3 separate regions of the Mus musculus genome follow, and regions 1 and 3 are each linked to region 2. A link is a contact called in ENCODE POLR2A ChIA-PET data. All regions are on one chromosome and are shown on one strand. Each heading gives the region's core, a stretch centred on a gene start or an enhancer-like site at or near the end of the contact. The rest is flanking DNA. Distances are from core to core; before and after follow the strand shown.

Evidence for each region. ChIA-PET counts read pairs that join two places held with the same protein, here RNA polymerase II (POLR2A).
Region 1: POLR2A ChIA-PET joins it to region 2 with 25 read pairs in Patski. The contact joins the promoter of Tmem80 here to the promoter of Cd151 in region 2. POLR2A ChIA-PET finds 5 or more read pairs at or near these places in 3 of 5 experiments (Patski and embryonic stem cell).
Region 3: POLR2A ChIA-PET joins it to region 2 with 15 read pairs in Patski. The contact joins the promoter of Rassf7 here to the promoter of Cd151 in region 2. POLR2A ChIA-PET finds 5 or more read pairs at or near these places in 3 of 5 experiments (Patski and embryonic stem cell).

Annotation. Positions count from the first base shown.
Region 1 is chr7:141,326,751-141,329,450 of GRCm38, forward strand. It overlaps Tmem80 (transmembrane protein 80), which reads left to right and starts at 1,380. Exons shown (of 6, transcript NM_001141950.1): 1 at 1,380-1,516. It overlaps Deaf1 (DEAF1, transcription factor), which reads right to left and starts at 975. Exons shown (of 12, transcript NM_016874.3): 1 at 529-975. The coding sequence starts at 820.
Region 2 is chr7:141,465,849-141,468,627 of GRCm38, forward strand. It overlaps Cd151 (CD151 antigen), which reads left to right and starts at 1,514. Exons shown (of 8, transcript NM_001111049.1): 1 at 1,514-1,618; 2 at 2,571-2,698. Cracr2b (calcium release activated channel regulator 2B) reads left to right here. Exons shown (of 10, transcript NM_001025103.2): 10 at 198-754. The coding sequence ends at 375. Gm10575 (predicted gene 10575) reads right to left here and starts at 1,923. Exons shown (of 2, transcript NR_152219.1): 1 at 1,034-1,923.
Region 3 is chr7:141,214,558-141,217,334 of GRCm38, forward strand. It overlaps Rassf7 (Ras association (RalGDS/AF-6) domain family (N-terminal) member 7), which reads left to right and starts at 1,303. Exons shown (of 6, transcript NM_025886.3): 1 at 1,303-1,383; 2 at 2,164-2,294; 3 at 2,443-2,777. The coding sequence starts at 2,171. It also overlaps a transcript of Lmntd2 not described here.

The sequences.
Region 1 (2,700 bases), core at 130-2,629, 140 kb before region 2:
TGAGAAAGTTCCAAAGGGTAAAACAGACAAAGAACAGAGAGGCACACTCACACAAGGGAGACACGTCTGTATACAGTGCAGAGCAAGGCTAGAGGAGTGAGAGTGTGCTGTGCGTGTGCATGTGTGTGTGCAAGATGGGCATGCAGGGCACTGTGAGATGCAGGGCAGGGAAAGAGCAAGGGTGCAAGTCATTGTGAGATGCATGGGCAGGTGCAGAGTAGGTGTTCAGGGCATTGTGAGTGCACGGGCAGGTGTGAAGTGCACAGGTGGTACAGAGCATGTATGGGGGGCAGGTGTCAGGTGCAGGGGCATGGACAGAGGCAGGGCAGGCGTGCAGGTCACTGTGAGGTGCACTGGCAGGGCAGGTGCTGGGCAGGTGTGCAGGACAGGTGGAAGAGAGCCTTCCCTGGAAGACAGATGTGCATGACAGATGCACAAAGCATATGGAAAGTGGCCTGTGCCTGGTGCATGTGTTCAGAGCTTGCACGCGGGAACCCGGTGAGGCGCGAGGCCGGCGGGCGCACTTGCCTGCGAAGGCGGCGGCGGCGGCGGCGGCCTCATCGGGGCTGGGCAGAGCCTCGGTACCCATATCCATGTGCCCAGATTCGGCCGCCATCACCGCCACAGCGGTGACCCGCCGCGTCTCGCGCTCCGCCTCGGAGTCTGCGTCCTCCTCCGAGTCCTCGTCTCTGCTTAACACCGGCTCCTCCGCCTCGCTTTCCGCTGCGGCCGCGGCGGCCGCCGCCACCGCGGCAGCGGCCGCCACAGCTGCCGCCTCGGCCAGGCCCAGCTGTTTTGCCGCCGAGTCCGAGTCCTCCATACGGACTCCACCGAGTCCGCCCGAAGGCGCTGTCCGGGACCGCCCGAAGCGCCAGGCACCGAGCCCGAAGCGGGGCCCGAAGAGGCCGCCCGAGTTGGGCCGAGGCCGCCCGAAGCCACCGCCCGAGCAGCGACCGAAGAGGCAGTCTGACGCCCGCCGAACCGAGCCGAAGCTGCCCGCAGAGCCGAGCTGATGGCCCGAGTGTAGAACCGAGCAGCTCCGAAGTTTCCCGAAGCGCAGAATCTAGATAATACGAATGGTCCCGAAGCTTCCCGAAAGCTTACGAGCGTTTCTTGCTCGCTGTCTAAGAAGCGGATCTGACTGTGGTCACCGACCGATAGAGCTGGCCGGCTCTGGGCAGTTTCTCCCCTGCTTCCAACGAAGTCTGGGTTCGCAGACAGACCCTGGCGCCACGGGATTTCTCCAACCCCCTCTCGGGGCGGCGAAAGCCGAACCCACACGAGGCCTCGCCGAACTCCGCCGAATACCTCCGAGCCGAGTTCTCCGGAGCCTCAGTGCCCGCCTCCTTCTATCCGAAAGCTCCCGAGTATTGCCGGACGGGAGAATCGGGCCTCGGCCGCTGTCGGACGCTCGCTGCACCGCGCGGCGGGAGGAGCGAAGATGGCGGGAGGGTGCGGCCAAGAGGCTGCTGGGATTGTGGCGGACCCAGCGGCAAAATGGCGGCCGTGCGGCCAGGTGAGGCGGGCGGGGCTACGCGATCGCAGGGACAGTGTGGTCTCATGCTGTCACGATGAGAGGCTGTCTGGGCTGGCTCTGCAACTCCTCTGATTGTCACCTTGTTATTCCGGAACCTGGTGGCTTAAGCCCACTAGCCCGGATTTCTGCGCCGGAGTTGGAGAGCGAGGGGTGGGGGGGGTGTCTTCCGGTTGGGCGTGGGGGCACTTCGGGTATCCCGGCGGCTGTCCCGAAGCTCGTCTCTGTATTCCAGTGATATACCTGAGGCACACACTGGGATACGCCCCTGTATACAACCATATCACACCTTCTGTGACCCGGGGTCCACCTGTGGATTACCCAGAGTACACTATGGTGGCATACGAACTACACAACCATATTTCACTAAAGCTGACATGCATGGCATACCTATGGCTCATCCTGAGCACACCCTTGGCATACCCGCTGCTCACCCCGAGTACGCCCTTGATACACCTATCTCTCATTTTTTCGATATACCCTTGGCACACCGGGTTTACACATTGAGAATATCCAGGACAACCATATACGTATATTCAGCTCACCCCTGGCATATCCACAATACACTCGAGTTCCCCTGTTGCTCACCCCAGATGTAAGGATGAATAAGAATTACGTTTGTAGGGAAAAAAAATGACTTAGTCAACCTCAAACAACTAAAGCAGGCTTGTTCCAGAGACGTGGCTGTTAAATTCTGGCCATTTGATGATCAGGGCACAGGATCTAGTCACTCAATGACCACAGTTAGTTCAAGACAATAGGCCACTCGCTTTAGACTGGGGTTTTTGTAGCTAAGGGTAGGGAAAGGGTGCTTGTTAAGAGCATTCTAGATAAGTTAGCTGTTTTCCTTAGACAAACTGGTTTTGGAATTTCTGGGTCTTTTGTCTTCTTTTGCACCCGTAGGGTGTCTGGGATAGGGATTGGTGTCTGAAGTCAAGGTCAGCTGCTTTTCTTCCCCAGTTCTCAAATTCCTGGCTTTCTGGAACTTTGAGTCCGTTGGCTTTGATGGGATTTTTTTTTTTTTAAACCAGGTATAGCTGTGACACACCCAGTGTGTCCTAGGGTACATCTTGTCACACCTGCAGCTTACCACATATTCATTCATAGCATGCCTCTGGCATGCGCTAGACTCCAGATATTCATAGCATACATTCAGCTCATCCCAA
Region 2 (2,779 bases), core at 264-2,763:
CTGCCTGGGCTAATGGGAAGTGGTTTCAAGTTTCCAGATAGTATTGGCTCCTACCCATGTTGCTGGAAGTCCTTATGTCTGCCCTATAGCCTTCATGCGGCTGGCTCTGTAGTCCTCTTGACTCAGGGAAGGCATCTCCCCCATGCACTTTTTCCTCTAGATCTTAGCCTCCTCGGTCTCCTACCTCTCTTTTCTAGGGAGCTGAATCTGAGGCTTCGAGATGAGAGAGATGCCTGTGAGACCAAGCTGCTGGGCAGTAGCCACAGGAAGGCTCTAGCTATTGCCCACAAGCCCGGACCCATCTACTGCTGCTGCTGCTGTGGCTGGGCTCGGCCCCCCAGACGAGGCTCTGGCCATCTTCCTAGTGCCCGATGACCAGCCCCGAGTGACTCACTTCCCTATCCAGAGGACTGCCCCTAGGAGGGACTGGTCTTGGTGGCGGATACTTGCTAAGTGTGTGGCTCTACCCAGAAGGCATCCCATGCCTGAAGGAGCTAACCTCAGAGTAGTCAAGGCCTTCAGTCCTTCAGTCTTTATCCTGTCTTCCTTTTTTTTGGGGGGGGGGGTTTCGAGACAGGGTTTCTCTGTGTAGCCCTGGCTGTCCTGGAACTCATTCTGTAGACCAGGCTGTCCTCGAACTCAGAAATCCGCCTGCCTCTGCCTCCCGAGTGCTGGGATTAAAGGCGCGTGTGCCACCACGCCCGGCTATCCTGTCTTCCTTAATCTTTGTCTGAAGGACCAATAAAGGCCATTGTATACTGTGTACTCCTTGGCTCTTGTGTGTTTGGGAGCCACGGTGCATTTGTGGTTCATGCTTGGTATCCATGGCACAAGGTGACATGGAGGGGTTTACAGGTGCACATTAACCCCTTCGTTCCTGCAGCTGGGGGTTCCTGTGTGCTTGTGTGTGTTCTGTGATTCTGGATATTCACCAAGCCCTCACCCATTCCTCCCAGCTGAAGCTCCCAGGACTCAGGTTTCAACAGGTGTCCGCTCCCACGCTAGTCCACACGTGGAAGGTCCCGCTCCTCACCTCCGTGGTCAGCTAGCTTTCTGGTCCAGGTCCTTTATCCATCATCCTTTGGCACAGTTCCTAGCCAGACCATATGCCACCCACACTGGGCACCTCTCGCAGGGCCCTCATGTCTCTATGGAATCTTCTGGCACCCTCCACACTGTATCTGGAGTTTCCCCTCTAGCATTTCTTCAGCCGCTAGAACCTGCAGCTTTAGAGTGGTTCTCCCGGCTTAGACTAGAGAAACTGGTCTTGACCTCAGTTCTGGACCTCTGGTGGGCTAGGTGCCACCTTCCCCACCTCTTCGCTCCCCACCTGGGTTCTACCTCTGGTCTAGCTCCTCTGTCTCTGGGCGAGTTGGGGCTTTTGATGACAAACGGGGCACCTTTAAACTAACTTTACAGACCCACAGGTCTCTCTGGCGCGCGCCTTAGCACCAAACCAGTTAGGACTTGCCTGCCCAGGCCGGCCGTGGGCGGGGCTGCGCCCGGGGCGGGGTCGCGCGCAGGGCGTGTCCTCGCAGGCCCCGGGCCGAGCGTTCTCTGTACTCCGAGTGATCGCTCCTACCGTGGCTGCCGGGGCTGGTATTTCAAAGCGTGGTTGGTGAGTGCTCCGTGAAGCATAGCCGGAGGGTGTGGGGAGCAGTGTCCTGAGTTCCTCGCTCACTGGTGTTCCTAGTCTCCAAGCTGGCCTCAGGGACGCCCAGGAGGCAGAGCCTGAGGTAGGACAGGGTTGCAGACTCCTTTCCGGAAGATCGACGCCGGGGCCGGGCAGTTAGAAGGCCGGAGGGGGAGGGGTGAGGGAGAGAGCTTCTGTGGTTCTTGAGCAGGCCTGACGGTCTCTTTCGTGCAGAAACCCAGAAATTTAAAAGTCTGACCACCCTATTCATTGTCCCTGGACACCGGTTCCCTCCCCTGAGACCGCAGGTCCGCCCACTGGCACGGGGCGGGGGAGGGCGGCAGGGGCGGTGGTGACTTCATCTCTGTGACGCGGGGATTCCTCGCCCAGCCCACTTCAGTGTTTAATCGGGTCGGTGGGGCGGGTGCCGAAGGCCCAGGACAGGTCCAGGAGCTAAGTGTAGGGCGGTTGTGTCCAGGCCGCAGGAGCTATTTCTGGCTGGTCCAGGCTCTCACACCGGCACTTTCACAGAGAATTTACATCCAGTCTGCTGATTGTCTCTTGGCTTAGGTTGATGGATGTGTCTAAAAGCCCATAGATTCTGGGCTTTTAGAGCCTGGCCCCGGGGGTTTGCATTGTGGCCAGGCTTCTTTATGTCATTGCCCGCTTTCAGTGAGGCAGCATGCATTTTTGGGTCCCATCTCCAAATAGAGCTCTGAAATCTCTCCCACTTTCCAAAATGGACAGTCGATGCATCCTCCTTCAGTTTGCGGTCGCTGCTGTTTGGTGGGGGAGGGACTGTGATGGATGGGACTGGAAGGTGGGGCACTTGGAGAAGGCATTTGGTCCCTCCCTAGATCAGGCAGGTCAGCCATGTTCTTTGGCCTGCCGCCGTCCAGTAGAAAACAGCAGGCCTGCCTGTTATGCTTCCTTGCAGATCTGGTGGCTCTGAGAACCATTTTGACCACTGCTTAAGCTTCTGTAGTTGGAGTGGCAAGATCCCACCTGCTAGGTGAAGGGCAGAGAGTGACTTTTGACCTGTACCTGCTGGTCCTGACTTGAGAGGTGAGAGCTGGTGCCTGGGCAGAGCCTCAAGGCCCCTGGCTAACAGTTCTGCTTAGGTGTGTGTCTGGGAATCTGACCTGC
Region 3 (2,777 bases), core at 53-2,552, 250 kb before region 2:
CACGAGTGCATTCTGTACCAATATGGTCTGGATCTGTAAACCAGATTCCTACCCACCCAGCTAAGCCAAGGAGGCCCAGGGAACTACCTGTCCCTAGCCAGTGGTGATAGGCTGGTACTGGAAAACAATGGTGTCCTATGAGTAAATTCAGTGTGGTGTGTGTGTGTGTGTGTGTGTGTGTGTGTGTGTGTGTGAGAGAGAGAGAGAGAGAGAGAGAGAGAGAGAGAAGTATGTATAGGTGTCTTGAGTATGTAAATGGTCCTAGGGAAGTGAGTTGATTTAAGGGGCAGTCAAGGATGGTGATAAGAGACTGGAGAGGCTGTGCTAACTCTAGCCAACAAGTGAAGCTGTGTCTGATAGCCTTCTACCTAACTCTTGGAAGCCTTCCTGTGTTTATCTCCACACCTCTGGGCTCTCCCCAATGGTAGTTCCACTAGTGAACCCTGAAGGACCTTGCTTCTGCCTCAGATCAGAAGAGAGGCCCAGAAGGTTCCTTCTACCTTGTCAGCCTCATACTTCCATCTGCTTCCTTATGGCCACAAGGGCTTGGGAATCTCCTCCCACAGCATTGCGATGGGGCAGAGCAGACAGAGCCCCACCAGGGCAGCAGAGAAGCCATTAGCCCCCCGCCCCCCTCCCGCTTCAGGGAGAGGAGGACTGCTGTGGAGGACGCTGGATCCGTTGGGGGAGGGGAGAGGATGGAGCTTCAGACAAAGATCCCAGGGTCTTTGTCCCAGTCAGCCTCAGGGACGACCCCCTCCCCCACCAGGGTGCAGGGCCCACTAAACTCCACCTCCCTCGGGTAGCAGCCCGGAATGGAACGAGGTGGGCGGGAGTGTTCATGGCCTTTCTTCCCGGTGTCCTCAGCCACAGATTCCTTAGGGAGCAGGGCTGAAAAGGCCTAGAGCGATTGTTGAGATGGGGTGCACGTCAGGGTTGCAGGATTCCAGTCAGGAGCCCTCTCTGTGGGCGGAGACCAGCACTTTGAAAGTCGGCTGAGGAAGTCTGAGCTGGGAGCACACCTCACTTGGGCCAATCAGCCCAGAGCTAACGCAGCAGCAGACGCGCTTCCGCATTGATTAACAGAGGTGAGCATCTGGGGCGACTCCGTCCGGCCACTACCTAACTCAGGGCCCCGCCCACACCTGGTTGCCTCCGGGGCGGGACCGAGTAACGAGCCAATGGGGCGTGGTGGGAGAAGGGTCGCCAATGGGAGTGGGCATGGGGCGGGAGACACACGCCTCCGAGCTAATGGGATGCTGTGGGGCGGGGCGTGAAGACCGGGAGCCAATGAGGCCGTGAGGTTGGGCGCGCCGCGGCGCTGGGACAGCAGGTTGAGGCGGCACCGAAGCGCCCAAGTCCCGAAGGCCAGCAAGTACCCAGGTGAGCTGTGCCGGGTTCTCGAGACTCCTGAGCACTGGGCGCGGCATCAGGGAGCCGTCTTCGACCGAGGAGAAGCGAATCTGGGTGAAGGGACGCGTGGTGGCCGTGCTGCACCTGCGTCTGTCCGCTGCAGAGTGGGACGTCTGGATCCCGCGCTGCCGGGGATCTGCCGTGAGGCGGGCTGTGCCCACCCCCCCCAGTGGGGCGGGACCACCAGAACCCAGAGCTCTGGCTGGACGGGAGGGACTGCAGAGGCGGACCGGGGACTGGCGTGGGGCAGAGGGCGCTCCTCAGGTCTGGGGTCGGTTCGGAGATGGAGGTCTGTCTGAGTTGTGACTCTCAGCTTCTCCCAGGCCCAAGACTGTTCCCTCCCTGGGGGGGCGTTTCCATGACTGAGGCCGGCGTTGTATTTGCATATAGTCATTACTATGTGCCTGGGGACGGTCGCCCGCGTGAAAAGGGTAGTGGCCTTTGAGCCTGGTGACCGGGGGACAGGAAAACCTGGACCTGGTTAATGATTCACCCCGTTCCTGGAGTGGAGTGGGGTGGGTGGGGCAAGAGAAGGCTGGTGAAGGAGGGGACGCCTCAAAATGCTCATGAGGGCCAAACTAGTTCCCCAGCCACTCCAGGAATGTGTGGCCTGCGGGTGGGGCTGGGCACAGGAGGGCAGGGCTGAAGGCCACAGTCCTGAGCCAGTTGTTGTGGCAAGCCAAGAGAAGAGGGCCAGGCTTTGGTAGAGGGAGACCTGACCTGATCTCATGGCCTGTGCCCTCCCCACAGGACAGGGATGGTCTTGGAGCTTGTGGCCATGGAGCTGAAGGTCTGGGTGGACGGCATCCAGAGGGTGGTCTGTGGGGTCTCAGAACAGACCACCTGCCAAGAAGTGGTCATTGCGCTGGCCCAAGCTATAGGTGAGTTTCTTGGGGACAAGGAAACCAAACTGGTGGGGCTGTGGTCTAACAGCATCTTCCCTTCCATGGAGGGTGGGGTTGATTGCTCTATTCTTCAAGCCAGTAGATAGAGGGGGGGACATAGGCTGAACCCGTCTCTCCTCCACAGGCCAGACAGGTCGATTTGTCCTTGTGCAGCGTCTTAGGGAGAAGGAACGACAGCTGCTGCCACAGGAGTGTCCAGTGGGAGCCCAGGCCACTTGTGGACAGTTTGCCAATGATGTTCAGTTTGTCCTGAGGCGGACAGGGCCTAGCCTGTCTGGAAGGCCCTCCTCAGACAACTGTCCACCCCCAGAACGATGCCCAGTTCGTGCCAGCCTCCCCCCAAAGCCATCGGCGATACCAGGCCGTGAGCCACGCAAAGCACTGACCTTCAACCTTAGATGTCCCAAGCTGGTCCCCAGCCCATCTATTCCTGAGCCTGCAGCCCTGGTAGGACCCATA